Linked DNA regions of Mus musculus: regions 2 and 3 are each linked to region 1. Evidence: chromatin loops called from intact Hi-C (ENCODE). Cell type or tissue: gastrocnemius. All regions are shown on one strand.

What was found. Hi-C counts contacts between places; a loop is a spot of excess contacts. Peaks named below come from ENCODE experiments on the same cell type or tissue, not always from the same donor. Only the 100,000 strongest peaks of a DNase experiment are listed, where the experiment ranks them.
Region 2: a loop joins it to region 1, with 6 times the contacts of the local background. A loop is called at or near these places in 19 of 42 quality-filtered maps.
Region 3: it touches region 1 in a loop (4-fold over the local background); 21 of 42 quality-filtered maps call a loop at or near these places.

Annotation. Positions count from the first base shown.
Region 1 is chr2:159,049,244-159,057,243 of GRCm38, reverse strand. No RefSeq gene overlaps it. Among named protein-coding and RNA genes, the nearest start is that of Gm25090, 86 kb to the left of the region's middle. In gastrocnemius, a CTCF peak has its summit at 3,153 (motif pointing left); a DNase peak (open chromatin) is centred at 3,153; H3K27ac peaks cover 420 bases.
Region 2 is chr2:159,159,885-159,167,884 of GRCm38, reverse strand. No RefSeq gene overlaps it. Among named protein-coding and RNA genes, the nearest start is that of Gm25090, 25 kb to the right of the region's middle. In gastrocnemius, a CTCF peak has its summit at 3,683 (motif pointing right); a DNase peak (open chromatin) is centred at 3,691.
Region 3 is chr2:160,589,331-160,597,330 of GRCm38, reverse strand. No RefSeq gene overlaps it. Among named protein-coding and RNA genes, the nearest start is that of Gm14221, 13 kb to the right of the region's middle. In gastrocnemius, a CTCF peak has its summit at 4,084 (motif pointing right); DNase peaks (open chromatin) are centred at 2,356, 2,622, 4,099 and 6,631.

The DNA of each region.
Region 1 (8,000 bases):
CTGGGTGGGGCCTGGGAGTTTCCATTTCTAACAGATTCCCGGGTGACATTCTGGCTGCTGACCCAGGGTCCACTCACAGGGAGACACTGTCTTAGCTACTCCACCCAGGTTGGTGAGAGGTTGAATCAGCCTCAAGGGCAGCCCCCAGGCCCTGCCCAGGCTCCAAGTCCAATCAATGACTATTGATTTCACTGAATGGAAGCAGTGAACAGCAGAGAGTTGGTTGACTTTAGATTCCCATGAACAACTGGCTCCGTGATAGTCAGACCTACTGAGTCTGTGGGAAAGGATAGCCATGCATAGTTTGGACACCCATAGGTGAGAATCATACACAATGATGCCACCTTCAGCTCACAGTTCCAATCTGCATTTAGCCTTGCCCTATGGAAGCCTCTCTCCTGGGACTCCCATGTATCCAGAGGACAGAACACAGGAGGCCTGATAGGCAGGTCAATGCAATCGACGCTGGAGAGAGATCCTCTTGAGTCCATAATGGCAGTGTGTACTCGCTGGCACTGTGCTTCACCTGTGTGAGCCTCAGCCAAGGATACAGTTCAAATGACACAACTGTCCCATATCTCCATGGCCATGGTGGAGAAGCTAGCCTCATCACAAGCAAACCCTTAGAGGTGTCCAGCTGCTGCGACCCGTATTATCACTACTGCTGTCATGCCTAGGTTAGGCTTTTAAAAATTAAGCCTTGGCTTTCTCTATTACAGGATGACTATGTATGTGAACATGATATAGACTTATGCAATTGTTCCAAAATATAAATGAAATAATGTATGCCCAGTAGCTAGCATACAGCCAGATAAACATGAAGGATTGTTCCTAGCTGGAAGCAGATAGTCCCATAGCCAGTTTTGATTTGCTAGAGACTGTCTTGGAAAGCCCTCCCATGCAGTCTGAAACAGTTGGTCACCCTAGAACAGCACACCAGGCTAAGCCAATCCCCACTCTCCCAAGCAGTTCAGGGAGATTTTTCTGGCCCCTGTCAATGAGCCACTGCATCCTAAACCAGGCTCTGTACTTCCTCCAGGAGCTAAGTGATCCCAGGATGCCAGGATCTGTACTAAGGATAGAGAGACTCGACTAGGCTTGGAGAGGGCAGAGATGGAATGCGAGCCCACAGTCAGGCTCTCAGGACATCAGACACAGGACGAATTACACATCCAGGACCAGGATGACTGAAGATGGAAATTGTCTCTGAGGGTCAGGCTGGACCAAGAGGAGGGAGAAAGTGACATCCTGATGATGAATAATTCAGAGAGAGGAAGCCAGGGGCAGGAGGAGCTGCCGCAGGGCCCCTAGCCTGTTCTCAGCCAGTCTTTTCCTGAGCAGGAAACCTCCCAGCTGAGCCTGGGAAGCAGTTATCACTGGTGGGTGATTAAGTTACTAATCCTTCAGGGAGAAGACATTTAGAGGCCCATATTAAAGCAGTGCGAGGCAAAATTACATTCCGTTTCAATTTAGTTTAGCAATTCCCGTGATTTAGTTAAATGAAAAGCAATTGTTCTAATTAATAGTATTGAATGTTATTCATCAAAAGTGTCAAAACAGCTCCATGGCCGCATTTGTAACCCATTCTCCTGTCAGAGGTATGGATAATTTTCCAGGACGGGATGGGGCTCTGAGAGGGTGTGAGGGCTTTGGTTGGCGGGGGTGGTGGTGGTGGTGGTGTCAAGGGCATGTACATGGAGTGTGTACACGTGACCTGAGTGTGGCTATATGGGTCCATATGCCCTGGAGACATAGCAATCCTACCTGCACCTAACCTGGGTGTACATATTTATATGCAGTTATGCACAGAGATCAGTGTGCTTGAATGACTGTGAACATGTGAGTGTGTCTGTGTATTCCTGGCCGTGTACATGGATTACGAGTGTGCATAAGTGCCTCCAGGACTCATGTATTAGAGCATGTGCTTGGTGTGAATTGACACGAGTGCACACAGGAATTTAGAGAGTTGTAGGTCCGTATTGTGGAGGTGTGTGTACATCAGTGATTTCGAAGATCTGTTGCTATCCAGGAAGACACAGACATTGTGAGCAGACATCTGCATGGGGGTTGCGGGGTGGCTCCACGAGGATGTGGATAGATCAAGGCAAAGGATGAAGGGAATCTGTTACCCCAGGAATAGCACAGCCAGTTCTTTCCCCCCTTCCCTGTGTCATCAAGTGACTTCTTGATGCTGAGACACTGTCATTTGGATGTAGGGGCTGAGACTTTTTCTCATGCTCACTGCTGTATTCTCAGCATCAAAAAGCGACCTTGGCATACAGCAAGCCTCCATAATACATCTTAATAGATTATATTAGTGATGGATGCATGAGAATAGTGGGATAGATATCAGGGCACATGCATGGCTTGATAGAAGGGTGGCTGGTTTGTTAAGAGGATAGGTGGGGGAAGGAGAAAAAACCTGGATGGATGGATGGATGGATGGATGGATGGATGGAAGGAAGACAATAAGGCCCGCTGGGGCCTGTAGTCATGGGTGAGTTCCCAGTCTCATCTCAGTGTAGAGCCCAAGTTTCTTTGGCCCTCAGCATCGCTCTACAAAACCTCCGTGGAAAATTCCATCCTGGACAGTCAGCAGGCTCAGAAGCCTCACAAGTTGCCAGGATCAACCAAGGCCAAATATTGCAGAGCTCAGAGCAGAAAGGACAAGGATTTTTTTTTTAATTTGAGACACTGGGGAAAGCTCAGTCTTGCTGGGATAACAGGAAAGAAACCAGGCCAGGCAGGCCCTATGGGATTTTTAAATAAAGCAGGGCCCTCCAGGAGCTCCTCTACCTTCAAGCCGGGATGCCTGCCTCTGGCTTATGATCCTGGGCTGTTGGCGCTCCCCAGCCTGCCCTCCCTATCCCTGGTATTCTACCTAGCCCACACCTTCCTCATCGGGGAAACTCGTGTCCATCCCGAACTCATGGTCAAGCAATTTACCTTCACCACAGCCTTAAGGTGATAAAGATATCTACACTAGGCTCCCACCTCCTCTGTCCTCGCCTCCTATTCAGACCTGGACCTTGGATCTCTCCAGAGTTTACCAATCCTGGAGATGCCCCAAAACACTCTCCACTAGGTTATAAGTCCTCCCACAGATATTTTGAGCTGAGGCAGCAGTTAACCTGGCCCACCTGCTGTCATGGCCTGCCCCCTAGTGGCTATCTCTGGACATACACTATCCCCACCATGGCACCAGCCCGATGCCCCTATTCCAGCTTCAACCAAGAAAGGTTGTCTTTTGACAACCTCTACAATGCCCCCCAACACACACACACACACACACACACACACACACACACACACACACACACACACACTTCTTGCAGGTCCTGAAGTGCCCAGAGTTTGGGATGTGCCAGACAGCTCCAGGCTGCCCACGCAAGTGTCCATCCATCTTGATGGTGATTAGCCCACAGGGGAAGTGTTAGGGTGTGACCTCTGAACTCACTGAGCTCATAAAGACAATAGCTAAGACTGTGACAAGAGGCACCAGGCGTCCTGTCTATTTTGGGGTAGCCCCAAGTATAGCCGGTCAGAACCAAGGGCATCCTGGATCGCATTAATCTACGTAGGAGTGACAGAGACAGGATAGAGGGTCCAGGAGACTTTCCGCCAGACGTTTCCTCCCAGCCTGCCAGGCTCTGCTCTCCGCCTCACTCACGGAATCCCTGGCCCTGGCCTCCGGACACCCAGCTTGCCAGCTCTCTATGGCAGATCAGCGACCTTCCTCTCCTCTCAAAGTTTTTTGTTTTTTTTTTTTTTCTGAGAGATTAGAGGCCCTGGCTTTTGGGGGGCCTAGTCTTTGTTCTGACTCTGAGGATAGCAAAGCAAGAAGGAAAAACACCTCCTCTCCCACCCATGCTGAGGTAATGGAGAACCTACCTGGAAACAGCCTCTGGTTTGCACGGTCCAGGCTCTATAGAATTCAGGAGGATCAAAAGCTTAATTGCTAGAGTCTTGGGCCCAACAACTGGCTAGAAACAGGAAGTTCTTTGTTACATACACGGCTGCTGACTATCCCTTTCTCTCCTCTCCACTTGCTTTCTCTACTGGCTGGTAAATAGCTTGAAAATGGCCATGATGAAAATATTTATACCATGGAAGCTGCCAAATGATATGAGATAAACTATTATCAATGAAGCAGGCTTGGGACCCTTCCCATGTCCAGGCTAAATGTCAAGAATCCCAAGCACCAGGGTCACAACCGTTTTAGAGCCACAGGAGCTTGGACTGTGTACTGTATGGCCCAGCACCCTAGTGCCACCATGTCTGTGTCTGCAGTGTCAATCCTGGGAGCACAGTAGGCATTAGGTCTGTCCTAAGAGTCCGGAGAAATGGGTTCTGCCTGAGAATAGTACTCATAGCACTAGAGCTTACCAACCCTTCACTTTCCACCGGTAAAACTGGGGGCAGGAGTACTCGGCATAGATCAAGAACTTCATAGGACAACCAGGAGAAATAGACTTGCAAGGCAAGCAATCAGACCCTGGCCAGCACCGTGGGACCCAGTCAACAGTGCCTGCTTATTGTCATCAATGCCCATCATTGCTTTTGCAAGGAGTATCCTTACTTCCTTCACACAGGATTTCAAGGCTAACCCAAGACTGGACACTTTTGGCACATGAAAAGGTCTTGGTCCTTTCCCCTTATATTGGGTGCCTTGAAGGCATGCAGCATCCAGGGATGGCCAAAGAGGAAGCATCCACTCAAATCCTCAGAGAAAGAGGACTTCACAATCTGCTTAATCAGGCGTGTCAAAAAACAAACAAACAAACAAACAAAACAAACAAAAACTATCACCAAGGACAGAAAAGGTGACTCTTGGTTTTCCTCAGAGGAAAAAAAAAAACAACAACAACAACAAAAAAAAAAAAACCATCTCAGATCCCTGGGTAAATGCACTACCTCTTCTGTGCTAAGAAACTGTTCCTTAGCACTGGAAGTAAAGGCATGTGCCACCAATCCAGGGTAGTGGCTATCCTGGTTGTCAACTTGGCTATATCTGGAATGAACTACAATCCAGAATTGGAAGGCTCACCTGTGATCCTCATCTGGAGGCTGAGAGATACAAGTTTCTGACCTGGATCCTGGCATGGAGATCTTGAGGCAGAGTGGCCATGAATTCCAGAAGATTAAGACAAGGGGACCTCTGAGTTCAAGGTCATCTGGGATTAAAGGCATGGTGGCACACACCTTTAATCCGGGCTACACCTTCTGCTGGAGACCTACTTAAGGACATTGGAAAAAGGAAGATTTACACTCTTTCTCTCCTTCGCCTGCTTGCCTTGTGGGACTGAGCAACTGCTAGATCCTTGGACTTCCATTCACAGCTGCTGCTGACCATTGTTGGGAGATGGACTGCAGACTGAAAGTCATCAACAAATCCCTTTACTATATAGAGACTACCCATAAGTTCTGTGACTCTAGAAAACCCTGACTAACACTCCCAGCTTTAGAATATGTTATTTAGGAATTCAGAGATCCACAGGAGTTATGCCCTCTTATGTGAGTTTCCGGTCTGTGCTTGGAAAAGACAGGAGGACAGTGAATGATTAACTAAAAAGAAGAGGCAGATAGACAGACAGACAGACAGGCAGACAGCCAGACAGATAATAGGTAGATAGATAGATAGATAGATAGATAGATAGATAGATAGATAGATAGATAGATGATAGGTAGATAAGACAATTAATAAGCAAACAAACAAATAAACAAATAAGTAAATAACATCATAAATAGACTCATCAGGGTGCAAACTCATATCTGGATGGACATAAGCAATTGTTTTCATTTCTTTGAGCATCTGCTTCTGTCTCTGCAAGAGGATAATGATTCTGATGTCAAAATGTAAGGTCATACAATCTCAGGAAGAAAGAAAGGAAGGAAGAAGGAAAGAAAAAATGTTCTCTCTAATGTGCAAACCTTAGCCTACAATATATAAATATATATGTATAATATGTGTGTGTTTTGTTTACATGTATGCATATATACATATATAAACAAAGCAAATGTATGTGTTGGTACAGTTTAACGTGTAGAAAAGAGAACATGGTAAATTTACCGAGAAGAAATGGTAACTACTGTGTAATAGGAAGAGCTGGGAGCAGGTAATAAACACTTGAATCATGAAAAAGGACATCAAGATAATTGATTTTTTTAGTTTTAATGTTGTCATGGATTTTTCAAGGGCTTGTTTCTCTCTCTGTGTGTCTGTGTGCATGTGTGTATGTGTTAGGTAAGTGCACACAAATACAATTGATGATAAAAGCATAAAATCCAGTGTGAGGCTCCACAGCTTTGAAATGGATATTCTAACTGTATACAAGTTCATTGAGATACATAGACTGGCTTAATTTCATTGTGTGATTTTTTTTGGGGGGGCAAGGTCTTTATGATAAAAGATTTTTGTTTTTCTTTTAAAAAAAATCCAAGGGATAATCTCTGGCACACAATCCTCAGCAAATGTTTGTCTTAGGTCTTCTATGTCACCATGCAGAGCTTTTGTATAGTGACCCCAAATGAGGACATTGTGTTGCTTACTGCCAAGAAGAACCGATGTAAAAATCTACCGCTTAGTTATTCAATTAGACCTGGAGCTGTAGTGTCCGTAGTTTTTCCATACGACAGTCACAGCTATCTTTGTCACTTTTCCATTACTGTGATAAGACACCATGACCAATGTACCTTATAAAAGAAAGGATTTAATTAGAAGATCATAGTTGCAGAGGGTTCCAGTCCATGGCCATTGTGTTGAGGAACATAGGAGCAGGCAGGCAAGTATGACACTGGAGCTGTAGCTGAGAACCTACAGCTTGACCTCTACAAGCACAAAGCAGAAGGAGATGCAGAGAGCTGTAACTGGAAATGGCGTAGGTTTTTGAAACCTCAAAGCTTACCCCCAGTGACACCCCTCTTCCATCAAAGCCACACCTCTTAATCCTTCCCAAATAGTTCCACCAACTGGGAACCAAGTATTCGAATATATGAGCCCATGGGGACCATTCTCAATCAAACCACCACACGAGCCTACCTAGACAGCAACACAACCAGGAGGTAGCACAGTAGTAGCAAGACGAAAATGATGAAGTCTTCTTATGATGGGTGCTCGAAGAGAGATGGAATCACCAAACCCTAAGGCCTTCCCAGCATGTATGTAATTACTTTCATGGGCACGCATGCATACAGATTTGAGTGGATGCATGGGCAAGGGCTTGGGCAGGTGCATCAATAGAACTTTTCACTGTGCAATTTCAAGTAAGCATGCCTATGAGGCTTATCAATATTAGGTTAGCCTATGGCGTGTCTACAATGAGTGGTCTAGAATAGGTTACTTGAGCTGGAAAGACCTACCTTAACTGTGGGTAATAGCATCCTGTGAGCTGAGGTCCTTTGCTTCATATGAAGAGAGAAGGCAAGATGAGAACTAACATCCTCTATCTCTCTCTCTCTCTCTCTCTCTCTCTCTCTCTCTCTCTCTCTCTCTCCCCCCTACTCACGACATATCTACAGATGCAATGTGACCGGCTGCCCTGAGTTCCACTGCCTTGATTTCCCTGCAGGGATGGATTGATCCCTTGAGCTGTGACACCCCCCCACCCCAGCTCCTTAAATTGCTTCTTGTCAGGTGTTTGGTCACAGCACTGAGAAAAGTAAGTAACTAAGCATATGTCCACGACAGAATGGGTGTATGTACACACATGCATTCATGTATAACTTGAGTAGGACCCCTGTGCTGATGTATGCTAGCATAGGATGTTATGTGTAGATCAGGGGATGAGGGTAGCTACATGCTCCGATGTGTGTCACTCTACCTACGATGTACAGATGACTGTGGCTGTGTGGGTGTGCACACCTGTACATATGTGCTTGTGTAGACTTTTAGGAATAGACAATACAAATAAACATGCATAAACAAGACGGTTGGGAGGCGAGGGTGACTTAAATGCTTAGGCAGACAAACAAACCCCCTCCCCCCTGCAAGGATTTTGGAA
Region 2 (8,000 bases), 110 kb before region 1:
TACAGCAGTGGCCTAAGGGCTGGCAGTGAGTTGGCTCTTTCTTCCTCTCCATTGTCCAGGCATCACACAGTACCTTGAGTGTGACTCTTGGGGTGCAGGATGGCCTAATGCCTGGACATCTCTCCACCCACATGCAATGAGACAGAGAATGCACCGTTCCAAACTTACTGCCCACCTCTCATGTATGGCATGCTGAATTCTCTATCTCCTGTGTCTATAGCTGAGGTGATGCCTAGAACACAGGACATGTGACTAATATTTGCTGAATGAAGAAACAGCCTAGCAAGGGTGGGAAGAAGTGATGGGGAAAATTTGCCTCATGTCATTCACGGTGCTTATTCCTTGACCCCACCCCCACCCCCGGGCCAAAGGCCTTCTTGTAGGAATATATCCTCAGTTAATATGGACTTGTTTGTTCTGCTTGGCATCACATATTAAATGCAGGCAATTAAAAGTGACTGTGTGCTGCAGTTAGGGAGGCTGGCTAGCCCTTAAAAGCACAGGCTGTTCCTGTGAAGCAAGAGTTCAGTTCCCAGCACCCACACTGAGTGGCTCAAGACCAACCTGCAAATCCAGAGCCAAAATATCTGAAACCATCCTCTGGCCTCAGCAGGCACCTGCACTCACATGTACACACTACACATGGCCACACACACACAAACACACAGTTAAAGTAATTCTTAAAAAAATAAGCTTGAAAGATGTCTCACCTGTTGGGGGCACTGGCTGCTCTTCCAGAGGACCCGGGTTCAATTCTCAGCACCCACGTGGTAGCTCACAAATGTCTGCAACTCCAAGATCCGACAGCTTCATGCAGACATACATGTAGTCAAACCACCAATGCACATAAAATAAAAACAAACAATTAAAAAATAAATAAACTCTTCCATTTGTCAAAAAATAGCAATGTGTCTCTTTTGTTAATACTTAGGTCATAGATGTCCATAATAAGGAGTGTGTTTCAACCTGACTCCCAAGAAGTCGGCCTGAGACAGATACTCACACACAACTCTGCTGTTGGCTTGCCTTTAAAAGACAATTCCTGGTTCTCAATCATGAGACATCATTCTCCATCATAACCCCACTCCACTTAATATTCCACATAGCCCTAATAGCCAAGGATTCAATTGCAATAGAAATGTATATGGTGGTCAAGAAGTTGACAGCATGCCTTAGCGGAGGAAAGCTAGATCGTGCATTTCATTTGAGAACTTGGTACCCAAGCCAAGATCACAAAGCCGAAGGATGAGATGCTAAATCTCAAGGCTGAAGGTGTTGCCTTGGAAGAACACTTGTGAAGCATGCACAAAGCCCTGATTTTTATATCCAAGACTGTAGAAATAACATATATAATGTAAGATCAGTGTAGACTAACTTTAGAAGCAAAACTTCCAGAAAGGGAGTTTTATTTGCATTCACACACATGCCATTGGACAACTCTCTGCCCATGCCACCATGTCTTTCTGGGTATCTTTTCTTACAACAGCCTACAGATATTCTTATCTGATGTCTTAGTTAGGGTTTCCATTGCTGTGAAGAGACTCCATGACCAAGGCAACTCTTATAAAGGTCAACATTTAACTGGGGCTGGCTTACAGGTTCAGGGGTTCAGTCCATTATCATCACGACAGGAGCATGACAGTATCTAGGCAGGCATGGTACTGGAGGAACTGAGAGCTCTACGTCTTGTTCCAGAGGCAAACAGGAGAAAACTGACTCTTCCACACTGGGCAGAGCTTCAAAGTCCACCCCCAGAGTGATGCACTTCCCCCAACAAGGCCACACCTCCTAATAGTGCCACTTCCCATTGGCCAAACATATTGAAACCACCATATCTGACAACCTTCCAGTACCTGTCCCCCACCCCCAGCTAAAACTCTCACATTCCGTGTTTGCTGTGCTTGTTGGCTATCTTCTCTGCCCGAGTAACTTCCATGAATCAGGAGGATCTGCCGTTATATTTGTAGCACTGGAGGAAAGTTCCCGCCCCCAACAAGTGCCCTGTAAATATTTGCAGAGGGAATGAAAGAAGAGAAACCCTGTCTGGAAAAACCAAAAAAAAAAAAAAAAAAGAATGGATGGATGGATGGAAGAAGAAAGAGAGACCATTTGGCTTAACAGTACCTGAGTTGGAGAGAAAGGACAATCCCAGAGTCTGTAGTTTTGCTCTAGGCTGTGGTATTTAGCATCAGATGCTGTTAATCTGGCCTCTGGGGGTGTACAAGCTTCATGCTTTAGGCCTTACCTGGTCAAGCCTAATTCTCCTCCTTTCTAAGGGGGATATGGCCATCCCTAACTGCAGCTCCTGCAAGCATCCTGGGGTAAAACAAGAAGAGGGCTCCTAGGGAGGCTTTGGTGGTCACCACTGTCAAGCAAATGAGCCCAGGTCCCTGAAAAGAGAGAGGGGAAGCTCTCGGCCCACACGGGATGGAGCTTGGCCAGCGTGGCTCTGAAGACTGCCTTTCAGTGGAACCCCGCCTGCCCACTTTGCAGGTTTTCTGAAGGCCAGTCTCTACCTAAGTAAACACCGGGCATGGGGCTGGGGCACAAGCCCCGTCTCTGTGGAATGGCCCTGCTTTCCAGCCAGGCCACAGTACCACCTGGGCCGATGCGGGTTGGGCACGAGAGTCACCGGCGTGGCTGTTTTGTATGGCCGGTCCTCCTGAGGTTGTTATCATTTTCCACTTTTAGAAATGGCTGAGGTATCAACCCTCTTTTCCAAGTGCCCTACCCCCTCTCCACATCAGAGAGCAGACTTGAGAGGGAGTTCACCTCCACTTGACATCTCCCCTCCTGCCGCGCGGTGGTACTTGGGATGCTGTCAAAGGAAATGAGAGGAAAAAACCAACAACAACAAAACCAAAGTGTTCACTCTGGCTGGAGCGTGGCCTCTTTTGCACGCGCTCAGATTGCAGCCTTGAGGAAGTGCGATTTGGGGGTTTGTGATTTGAGCTGAAAGGCCAGATAATTTTTTTTTAACTGCAGTGACGAGGCCCAGAAATGTTGATGCATGAGAAAAGAAATAAAACTATAGAAAATTTAGAGAAATTTAAAATAGCTGTAATTTTTGGTTTTGACCCCTGTATGGGTGGAATTTCTTGAAAGTCTATTAGCCTCCGTTTCTACAGACACGTAACAGCATAGACATTTTTATTTGATCTTAGATTTATTATAAATATTATTTACCATTTTACCTAGAAAATAACTACAAATCTCCTAACTGAATGTACTTTGATGCACTTTAAATTTTTCCTAAAGGGCTATGCACATCAAATTCTGCTCTGCAGAAATATGAAAGAATAGATACTTCAGTTTTACCAAAATTTGAGAGACCAGAAACTATGCGCAGTATGAGAAATTTTCCTAATGATCCCACACTCCACTGTGAAATCACTTTATATTAGAAATTTGTGTTGTTTATCATGGTAGAAAACAACAAAGAAAATAGACCCGGAAACCCATCTACGTACGTGAAGACAGCAATCAACCTTCTACTTTCTCAGATCTCTATGGAGAAAATCCCAAAACCATCAACAGGACCAAAGTCTGGACCTTCCCAGGAATATTCTAGACAGAAAGGAGACAAAGGATCATGGGGCCAACTTCCTCTAAAGCCGAGCAGAAGTATACACCAAACTAGGGGTACAAATGACAAGAGCCAAGGGCCGAATCCAACTCACCACTAGGGGGCAGCAACTCTATGTTCCCACCACCGCACACGGGTTCATCCATCCTCCAGCAGTTGTGTAAGCCCAGAGAGCTGGATGCTGATCTAGCTTATTTCTGGATATCCCTAAGGTCATGGAGAAAGCGCTGTATGATGAAGGCACAGACCTTTGCTCTGCCACCAGTTCGTCTTTTGTTTCTACGTCCAGCTCCTAATGAACTCTCTTGACAACAGAGTCAGGAACCCAGGTACTTCTAACTTAAGCTTAAAAATCCTATGGAAATACATGGGAAGGTGTATGAGAATGCTACATCAAATCCTAAATAGGAACTGATAAGACTGATCTCGTCGTTGAGCAGCAATGCCCCCACCGTATATAAACCACGGATTCTAATACCCTGCATCTAATGTCTTAGGTTCAGTGACTGAAACCCAAGAAATCAGCAGCTAATGTGAAACTATCAAGATGATTCTAGAAGCAGTATGTTGGGAAGTACTATTCTGAATGATTTTATAAAACATGTTTTAAAAGTAAAACATGTAAAAAAGACTTTAAATCTTTTAAAGGTGATAGGCATTAGAAGAATTTAATAAAGACACCCACACACACACACACAAGAAAAAGAAACAGTATCACTCTGTTTACAAGAGCCAAAAGAATACCGTATTTGAGACACGAAAGTAATTTGAGATCAGGGACAAAATGCAAAGATAAACAATGTGATTATAAAATTTAAAAACAAAACAAAGAGATTTTAAACCTTGAGCTCTGAAGAGATACTCTGTCTCACCACAGCTGATTGAAACTCACAGAGATAGGGTGTTTTTTTAATCCCTAAAAGCCCTGAGGTTATAGGAAAACACTCGGCAAAATCCTGAGAGAGAGAGAGAGAGAGAGAGAGAGATAGAGAGAGAGACATGTAGAAGTAGGCACTGCCATGACCCAGGAAGTTCTTGGGCTTCACTGTGCATAGGGTGGAACACACAGTGCCAGGTCTGTTTACAGCAGAGGTAGGATCCCCAATGCATACAAAGTCAACCGCCCTCCCCCCCCCCAAAAAAAAAACACTATGTTTCTAAAAGTCACCTTCAAAACACCAAGCACCATGATGAAGAATCAGACTGGGAGTTTCCACTACACAGACCCAGTGGGTTGTCACAGAACAATCAATTGTGCCTGAAGATGCGTCCAGAACCAAAAATCACAAGATAATTTAAAAACCGGGATGGGGGGATAACTGTGCTCAGCCAAAAAAAAAAAAAAAAAAAAAAAAAAGGCAACAAATAGCAAAGTTAGCTTATTACTCGAAAAAGGTGGCTTAAAAATATATAAGTGATTAAGGAAACTTGAGATATTTTTACAAGATAATACAAAGAGAGAGAGAACTGGGAAAATACTAATTCCCAGGCTCACTTGTAGAATTTCCCACAATCCTATTAAGTTATAATTGAAAATAATTAAAATTATATGTGCAATGTGATGCTTGAAATTAAGTCAAGGCTGCTTGATCTCCATGACTTTGTGTATGTATCTATGAAAAAATGTAGAATATATAAATGGGACCTCTGTATCACACTCTCTTCCCCAAGGCTCAGGGAACCTTGTGGAAGAAGGGAGAAGACTCAAGGGTCTGGGAGAACTGGGTAAAGTAATGTCTTTTAGATATGAGATGGCTGTCACACACACAAACTTACAGGAACTGTGAATACCTACACAAAATCAAGCTACTCAACACTCCAGCATGGGGAGGGGGAGTCTCATGGGTTCCTGCTCCTAGATGAGGACCTATTAGCAGTTTGTGGATGCTAAGGGAGGAAGAGTCAATTTTTTTTAGGGATGTGATGTGGTCCCTGGTAGGTTGACCATGCTCCAGGAGATGGCCCACACATGTGTGTATAGGCAGCACTTATTAGATTCAACAGGTTGTTTTAAATAGATAAGTAAATAAATAAAGTTGAGGGACATGAAGCAAAGGTGAGTGAATCTGGGAGGAGTAAGAGAAAGAATGGATGTGAATATGATCAAAATACATAATATGTACATATCAAATTCTCAAAAATAATAAAAGCATTATAATAAAATATTTTACTCTTATTAACGTTCAAGTATACATGATGTGTTATTAACTGTAGTCGCCATACTGTAAAAACAAACTCCGGAATTTATTCCTCCTAATTAATTATCCATTCATAATTAAAACTTTGTGTTTAAATTTAACATCCCCCAACTCCCTATCCGTAGCCTTTGGCAATCACTATTCTGCTCTCTGCTTCTGTAAGTTCAGTCGTTCACGGCTGCACATAAGAGCTTGCTGGGGCTCCTGTGGCTCCGTCTCTCTATGCCTGGCTTGTTTCACTTAGCGTGGTTTCCTCCCTCCAGATTCACTTCTACTTTTCAAAATACAAGAGGGGAAATATTTGCAAATTGAATTCAACAATGTGTGCATGAGCCTGAGTGTGTGTGTGTGTGTGTGAGAGAGAGAGAGAGAGAGAGAGAGAGAGAGAGAGCACAAACAGTGCTCCCAAAAAACCAATCAGTTGCATTTATACCCAAAATGTCAGCATGATGAAACATTGCAGAGATCTATTAATTCAATTCTTCTCGTTAACATATTAAAGGATAAAATCATATGCATATCACAAAAGACGTCCAAAAAACCTTTTGATGAAATTCCATAACCTTTCTTTGTTTAATAAAAAGGGCATCAAGCAATGGTCTTAGCAACCTGGGGGAGCTAGCTGCCTCGTGATATGGAATGGTGAAAGTGCTGCTCTCTCTCTCTCTCTCTCTCTCTCTCTCTCTCCCCCCCCCCCCCGCAAAAAAAAAAAAGGAGCTCTGCTGACATCACCCCTGCTCAACAGAGTATAGAAGATCCCACAGACCATAGGCAGGTAAAAGATGCAGAGGATTAGAAAGAAAGAAACGGTATGTTGGTTATATCAGACAACAAGATATAAGGTGACATACAAAATTATTACCATGGATAAAACTGTTTAGTGCCATTGCTGGATGTAAGGTATAGGTTAGCATCAGAATCATTCCTATGGCTTTTTGTTTGTTTGTTTGTTTGTTTGTTTTTTGTTTTGTTTTGTTTTTTTTTTTTTTGTTTTTTGAGACAGGGTTTCTTTGTGTAGCCCTGGCTGTCCTGGAACTCACTATGTAGACCAGGCTGGCCTCGAACTCAGAAATCCGCCTGCCTCTGCCTCCCGAGTGCTAGGATTAAATTTAAAACCCTAATAAAATTAAAAATTCATTCTTAAAAGTACCATAAATTACAAGATATTTACGATTTACTTAAATCTCTAAAAAAGAAAATTCAGGAAGAAATTTATTTTATTTTATTTTTTACATTATACTTAAAGACTTAAGATAAATTCCAAATACAGAGCCTCTCTGGTTTAAAAAAGGCAATAACTTCAAGATTCATATATGAATAAATGTTTCTAATAAAATCATAAGAGGCTTTCCACAGCAGCTGATGAGCTGATGTTAAAATTCATAAGGAAGAGGAAAGTGCTGATATTAAACAAGACAATGTCAAAGAATATGAATGGCCACACTGCCCCAGCACCCAACCAGAAGGGTGATGGAGCCTAAGGAGCTAAAACTGACACCCACAAAGATAAAGTGACCTACAGGACAGAGCCACCCACAGGCAGGCTTCTCTAGGACATGTCTACTTATTTGGGGTGGCATTTATAAAACAAAACTAGAGAAGAGTGGATTAAATTTATTAATGTTGCAAATGGCCACCCAAACATTAAAACTAAAGGAATAAGTAAAATCCCTATCTCATGTCACACTCACACACACACACACACACACACACACACACACCCATATGTGCATGTGCGCACATGTGCAAATTCTGTATGGTCTGCAAGTTTAATTGTAGAAAGCAAAATATTAAAGACCTTCTGAACAACAACAACAAAAAAATACAGGCCAATATTCCAATCTTACAGAAAGAGAATCGTTTCTCAAACAAATTAAACGTATGAAAGACAAAAGAAAAAATAGAATGAAATGCCATTTTCTGCCCAAAATAATAATAATAATAATAATAATAATAATAATAATAATAATAATAAATGACTACACATAAATGGAAAGAGATGCTCTTTTCCTTTAAAATTCAGGATTTATTGCCAATTTGTGCAATAGGAAAATACAAATCAGGAACTTAGAAATCACAAACAAGAAAGGCTAAGGCGGTGGTAAAAGGCAGAGGCTGGACGCTAGAATTCATGGAGGTGGGGGCAGGAGAGGCTCAATGCTGTATGGAAAGACGGGCAGCATCTCTGGCCATTGTACATGTGAGATCACAGATTC
Region 3 (8,000 bases), 1.5 Mb before region 1:
TAGAGACACAACATCGAAGGGTTGGAAGCTGGAGGTGGGAAACACAAGTAAAGAGTCTAAGTGGCTTCTGGAAACTGAATTTTCTAGAAGGAAGTTGTGCTCGTGTGGCTGGCTGAGTGATTAGAACTTCCTGGTGGTGGGAAGTCGGGCACTGTGGAAATGGAGCCAAAATTATCAGGGAGTTCTTTTTAGTACCCCAATGGCTACTAGGTGCCCATCTCTGTCTGACCTAAAATCCTTTCCTGAATGTATGTGCGTGCATATGTGTGTTCATGTGTGTGCAGGTACATGTGTGTGGAGGCCAGGAGATAATGTCATATGTTGTTACTTAGGAGATGTCCACGGCTTATGTTTTTTTTTTTTTAAAGATTTATTTTATTTATATGAGTATACTTGTAGCTGTCTTCAGACACACCAGAAGAGGGCATCAGATCTCATTACAAATGGTTGTAAGCCACCATGTGGTTGCTGGGATTTGAACTCAGGACCTTCAGAAGAGCAGTCAGTGCTGTTAACCACTCAGCCGTCTCTCCAGCCCATTATGTTTGTTTTTAAAAATTAATCAATTAATTAAATAAATCAAATTATTGTATTTATATATGTTTAATATATAAATGTAACATATCTTATAAAATATATATTTCATAAATAAATAAATTCAATCAACAGAGCAATTAATTAATTACTTACTAGAGTGGTGGGTGAGTAGGTGGCAGTCAGAAGACAACTGTAGGAGATTTTTACTTTCTTCTACCATGTGTGTTCTCAGGATTGAACTCAGGTCACCAGGATTGGTGACAAACACTCACACTCACTGACCCATCTCAATGTCCCTGCCTTGTATTGGTACAGACTCTTCTCTCAGTGGTCTAGAGTTTGCCATTTATGCTAGCTGGCTGGCTAGCAAGCCCCGAGGCTCTGTATGCCTCTGCTTTCCAAGTGTGGTGATCCTAAGTGCATGCATGCCATGGCACACAGCTCTTATACAGAACGCCTGGGGATTGGATACAGGTCTTCATACCCGTATAGAAAATACTTCAATGACAGAGCGATACCCTTGAGATGCTAATATCCTTTTGACTATGAGGTAGACTATTCCAGAATGTATCAGCCTAGCAGATTGCTAGCTTCCATTATCCCCAAAGTTAAAAGTGTCACCAGGTAGCATCTGAGACCTGAGATCCTGGCTTTGCTATGGCTTACCTAACCAATGGCTCCACCTACCTATGTGAGCAATGCCTTGACGTGGGGCCTCCTTTTGTTCTGTAACTATAAAAATATCATGAGAACATTGCCACATTGGAATGCATTTTGGGGGGGGGGCGCGGAGAACCCGAGCCCGTGTTCCTGGGCCACGTTCAGCCATTTTGGGCTCAAGGATAAACTCTCTCTTTTTTCCTCTGCTGTGCAAGTCATGCTTTATGTCACCACGTCTAAATGCTGACAAAATGGATGTCCCTGGGAGCCCTGCAGAGGAATGCAGACCTGCTGACATCTTGGTTTTTGTCCCAGGGACATGGAAGCGCAGGAGTTTACTGTGTCTAGACAATGATGATTTGATAATGTCTTTGTGTGGTCACAAGTTACAAGATAGGAAACGAAAGGTCAAGTGTACATAGTAAGACATTTCCCATGCATTGTAAGGTCTTCTTAGTTCTTTTATTTCATGATCATTTTCTGAGCACCTACTATGTTCTAGAGATGTGCTCACTACAGGGTTACAGGGGTGAACGTGGCTCTTCTGTTACTGAATTTAGGGTCACTATCTGTACTCCAAGAGGTCAAGTTGGTCATCGGTGCTTTAGAATAAAACCATCAAATTAATAGCAAACTACATACACATGCACACTATTCATACATACACTATTCACACTGTGCACACACACACACTGCACACACATGCACACACTACACACTTGACTACAGGAATACACATAGCACGCACACACTATTCAAACTGCACACCACACACATATACACACGTACACACAATAGACACACTGCTCACACACAGCATTTTGGCAATTTTTTTTTAGAACTTCTTATGTGCTGTGTGTGTATGTTTCTCTCTGTGTGTGGTGTATGTGTGTGTGGTATATGTCTGTGTATTTCTCTATGTGTGTGGTGTATGCCTCTGTGTGAGTGTGATCTCTCTCTCTCTGTTGTGCATGTCTTGTGTGTGGGTGGTGTATATCTGTGTGTCTCTGCGTGTATGTCTGTGTATGTGGTATACAGAGAAGCCATAAAAGGAAGTCCAGTGCTCTGTTCTATCACTTTTGGCTTTATTTCCTTGAGACACCATCTCCACTGATGACGAAGCCAGGTTGGCAGCCATCCATGCAACCCACAGCACTGGGCTGCAGGTGCACATGTGGCCGTGTCTGGGCTTTTAACATGGGCATCCTGGGGATTTGAACTCAGGTCTCTATGCTTGTGCAGCAAGGGCTCTGACCTGATGAGCTACCCCCCGACCCCTTTTAGAACTTCAAGCTTTTTTTTTTTAGTATTAGAAGACATGACGTCAGTGAGCAGCGAAGTGAACATGGGCAGGTACCACAGGGGCAGTGTCTGGGTGTGGCCCTTTGTGAGACTCGAACATGGAGGACGTTGGCTGTGGCCCTGTCTAAAGGAATGAACATTTGGAAGCAGCCCAAGTGTCATCAACAGGGGCCTGGAAAAATAAATTGTGGTACAGATGGGAGCTGTCAGTAGGCTGACAGCTTCCTTAGTTAAAACGAAGGGCCTCAACGTATTGGGATGCAGAGCTGAAAAGGTAACACAGAATTGGAAAGCCAGCATTTTAGGAATTTGTACATGTGTGAGAGGAAATGAAAACAGGGCGGAGGGAGATGTATACTGCTTTTATGCATCAATGAACAAATTAATGCCTCACTGATTAAGTCTTTACCATCTCTCAGATCTCAGTTTAATACATGGCTTCTATGGGGAACCCTTCTCTGGCCCCTGGGCCAGGTAGGTACGTTTTATATACCTTTCCTTCAGGTCCCTTGGTACTGTTGTGTGATTCTGTAGTTAAGGTCCATCTTGCCCACAAGTTTCATTTATCCAGAGACTCTGGCCACTTTCTTCCACAAAGCATGGCCCAGTGCCTGCTACTCCCTGGGTGCCAATTCTGAGTGACCGAGGCTTTGAGCTCAGGATTCTTGTTTGCAAAAAAGGACAACAATGCCTTTTTAATGTTTTTACAATCGAAAAAGTGTGTGTCTGTGTATGTAGGTGCAGGAGTACATGCCTATGGAGGCCAGCAGTCAGTCTTGGTTCTTGTTTCTCAGAAACTGTTTGCCTTGTGTTGTGAGACAGGATCTTTCACTGGAGTTCATCAAATAGGTGAGGCTGCCAGGCCAGCAAGCCCCGAGGATCCACCTGTCTCTGCTTCCCCAAAGCTGCTATTAAGTGCATGCCACCATGCCCGATGTTTTATTTACTATTATTACTATTGCTATTATTATTATTATATTGTTAAAATTGGGACAGGGTCTCACTATTTAGCTGTGGCTGGCCTGGGACTCACTATGTAGATCAGGTTGGTCTTGAATTCACAGAGATCCACTTGTTTCTGTCTCTCTAAGGCTGGGATTAAAGAATGGGTCACCACACATGGTGAGTGACTTCAAACGTGAGTTCTGGGTACTAAGTTCAGTTCCTTGTACCGCGAAGGCACATACTTTACTAACAGCCATCTTTTGAGCCCCTGTGATTCTTTAGAGCATAGTTAGAATTAACAAACAAACAAACCCAGATGAGCACAACCTATCAAAGAGGATGGTATTAGAACAGTATATTTATGTATTTATAATTACTTTATTAGTTTTTTTAAAAAAATGTGTATGAATGTCTTTGCTGTGTGTATGTCTGTGAGCCATGTGTAGGCCTTGTGCCCTTGAAGGTAAGAAGAGGGTGTTGGATCCCCTGGGTCTGGGTTTCAGACACTTGTGAGCTGCCATGTGGGTGGTGGGGATTAAACCTGGGCTGTCTGCATCAGCAGCCAGAGCTCTTAACTGCCATCCCTCCAGCCCCAGGACATTCATCTGTTTGCTGACCATGTTAACGCACTTGTACAAGAAATACCACATGTGACCACCAGGTGGTGCTGTGGTCATTCGCATGGGAGATTTGTTGGTTGGTTGGTTGGTTGGTTGGTTGGTTGGTTGGTTGGTTGGTTGGTTGGTTTTTGTTTTTCCCATCCATCCAACACAGAGCTTTCCTCTTAAGCCTGCAGGTTCCCAAGTGGCCATTCTGCCCTCTCAGTGATGCCAGGCTTGAAACTGTCTTCTGAGTTATGGCAGCTACTCCACAGGACTGGGTGACCCAGTGGGTAGACCAGGGCTGGGAGAGATGCGAAAGAGGCAAGGAAGGGTCCCAAGTACAGAACTGGGAGACGTCTTACATAAGAGTGGGGTCTGACTGCCTCCAGGCTGGGCTGCCGGTAAGTCCATAGCTTTAGTATGACTGTCCTGTGCCCACCCACAATGGCATGAGCACCCTTCTTGGGCCACACCGTGGGTGAGCACTGGGTAGGAAATTCATGAGTTTGTAAAATGTCACTTCCTGTCCTCAAGAAGAAGCAGATGGCACATAAACCTAGGTGTCATCCTTGGGTGTCATTTATTGGAGTCATTCAGCTGGGACTCTCCTTAAGGACCTGAGGATCCTCCCTCCATTAGGCTGGCCTGGCTGGCCAGCGAGGTCTAGGGATCTGCCTGTCTCTGCCTCTCCAGAGCTAGGATGACAAGTGCATGCCACCACACCCAGCTTTATCGGTGGGTGCTGGGGATCCAACTCAGGTTCTTATGCTCATTTCACCGACTTAGCTATTCACCCTCCCACCCCCTCCCTTCTACCTCTTTTACTTTCTGTCTTTGTTGCTGTGCTGCATCGTGTTCTTTGAGAGACAGAGTACCTCTCCGAGCATGGAGCCCCAGGCTCCCAGCAAAGAGCTACATTGTGTCTTCTTCGTGCTCAGCAGTTGGAAGGTTATGGCTCTGTGCATGCGTGGGTGGAGCCTACTGAGAATCCAGACATCAGGAACATCTGAGGGTTGCCAGGCACCCACTGGTGACCAGAATCACTCTGGGGTCCACTCTCCTCTAGGGTCTGCCGTGCCCTATTCCTTGTCCCTCCATGTCTGCTTCTGATCTGGGCTGACAGAGGACATGGAGCTGGGGGCTGGGCGTGGTCATCAAGGTGTCGTTACATATTATATTGGTTGCTTTTCCCACTTCTGTATTTACCCGAAACAAACAGAAGAGGAAGGCTTGGTCTTGGCTCAGGGTTTAAAGTGTGTTGAAGTACATAGATGTTCCCTGTGGCAGAGGCACGTGTGTGGCTGACTACTGATATCTTGGAGGCTCGGGAAACAGAAGAGTCAGGCTGGGGTGAGGCTCAACTATAAAACCCGAAAGCCTATCCCCCAAATAATCCATTACCTGCCAGGGTAAAATCCACTGTCAGCCGGGCAGTGAGACGTGGCTGCCCAGGGACGTAGCTCAGTGTGCTGGATCTATTGCTCTGATCACTTTCAACGGCTTCCCCCAAGGATCAGGGGACTGTGAACTTCCTGTCAGGGTCACCTCGCACTTCTTCCTGGATGCTATATCACACAAAGGTCACAGATACAGCAACTCCTACGCTTCTTCCTTTTGGCTCACATCTCCAAGTAGGACGCACTACGAATGAACCAAGGTCCCGGGGCTTGGGGTGTGGGAATCAATCGATGTGCTGGATGCAGATCAGTTCTTTGGTTGTTCTGGAACTCTATAGACCAGGCTGGCCTTGAACTCACAGAGATCTGCCTTCCTTTGCCTCCCGAGTGTTGGGATTAAAGGTGTGCGCCACCACTGTCCAATTGAGCACCATTTCTACTGGTACCCTTCCCTCCTCCCTCCTCTAGCACTTAACTAAACATTCTAAATTCTTATTCATCGCGCGGGAGCCACGGTGTGCTTGTGGAGCCCGGAGGACACCTTGCAGGACTCAGATTCCTCCTTCTACAATGTGGGTTTTGGGGATTGAACTCAGGTCATCGTGCTTGGCAACTATGGGGCCGTCTTGCTGGCCCCAAAACTTAAATCTAATGGCTCTTTGGCTGCGTCTCATCGGCCGGAGAGACTAATTCCTGTGAAGGAACTTGGGCTGCCTCAGTGTGAGTGAGCCAATAGACAGTGGGCAGATGCTGAGTCTGTGATGAACAGGGTTCTGGGGACACTCGGGTACTCATCGGGAGATGCTCCCTTGTCCTAGAGTGGGTGGCACTCTGGAGATTGTCTGGGTTTGCCTCCCCCCCCCCCGCAAAGTAGCCCCTGGCCTTGAGTAGTGGTGGGGTTGAGGGAGGGGGGAGGGGGAGAGAGTACAGGGCTAACAGCTGCTAGGCGACTTCTCATCTCCACGAGATCTTGGCACACGATTTTAGGTAAGCTCCCGTCGCTGTTTGCAGATTTGTGTTCCAAAATGAAAAAGCAGAAATAATCCCAGTGGGGTCACCAAAAACAAAAGGACAACACATATACCCTCCGTAGCCTCGGTCTGCTCTGTGCCCTGCTTGCATTTGTTGGCATGGGGCCTCCTCTGCCACAGGTCCCTGCTGGACTTGGATGCATACCACCAAGGGACCTTCGTAGGCCACAAACCTGTGTGAACTTCAGCTTTCGTTGCTGCCAACCCGGGAATTCTGCCATCTGCCTAGAAGGAGCTGGGGGGCCTTGCGTGCGTTTTTTTTTTTTTTTTTTTTTTTCCTCAAGCAAGGTCTTTGGATGGTAATTTTATCACAGGCAGAAGACAGACACACTCACACGCCCCCAAATCACTAATGGGGCCTCCCTCTGACTGTGCTTCTGCTCCTTGAGTGGTGATTACTCAGTACCCTGTGTAATTATTTAATCAACCCAACTAAGTCCTCAGCGTGAGTGGAGCCGGGGTAGCTGACCAGACCCCCTCCCCCACCCTCTCAGGAACACAATCAGCTGCAGAGAGGGAGAGGGAGTGAACACCCCCCCCCCTCTTCTTTCCTTTGTGTAAAGACTTGGCTGTGTGGGAGAGAACTGTGGCCAGGGGAAGGGGGCTGGGTCACCTTGGGACTCCCTCACTGAGGACACAGAAGGAGTGGTCTTCTGAGACTTTGAAGACACCGAGGACCAGAGAAGGAAAGGCAGCTGGCAAGGGACTCACAGCAGCTCAGCCTCCGAAGATCAGTCTCAGGCGCGGATTTCCTTCGCCCCTACTCCTTTTCCTTCCTTCCTTCCTTCCTTCCTTCCTTCCTTCCTTCCTTCCTTCCTTCCTTCCATTTCCTCCTTCCCGTTTCACAGGGCCTAGGCACACACATGCCTTCTTAGGGTCAAATGTGCAGTGAAAAGCTCTCTCTTCCCCTCTTCCCACCACATTGCCACCCTCCCCCTAGAGGTAACCACAGCTGTCAGGCTGGAGACATTTTACACGTTCCTTCTGTGCGCGCGCGCACACACACACACACACACACACACACACACACACACACTTAGCTGTGCAACCCCCAGAATGTTCTGCTCATCCGAACATCTCTCACGCTGTCTAGACCAGTGGGTCACGTTCAGGGATTGGTTGTATTCCTGGATGCATGAAGCGGTGTGTGGAGACCTTTTGATCCCTGTGCTGGGGAAGGGCTGCTCCTGGCACCCAGTGGGTGGAGGCCAGGATACTGCTAAATACCCTGTGTGACACAGGTCAGCTCTCATAGCACGGTGATCCTGACTGAGCATCAGTAGTCTTCACTGAGGCTGAGAGGGCCAGGTCTAGAAAAGTCTTTGCTTGTTCCCCTCCCCAGACACCAACATTGTCACTGTCAATATTATTGTTATGATCACCACCACCATCACCATCATCACCAGTATCACCATCATCATCATTCCCGCCACCACCATCATCACCAGTATCACCATCATCATTATCACCACCACCACCACCACCACCACCACCACCACCACCACCACCACCACCACTACCAGAGT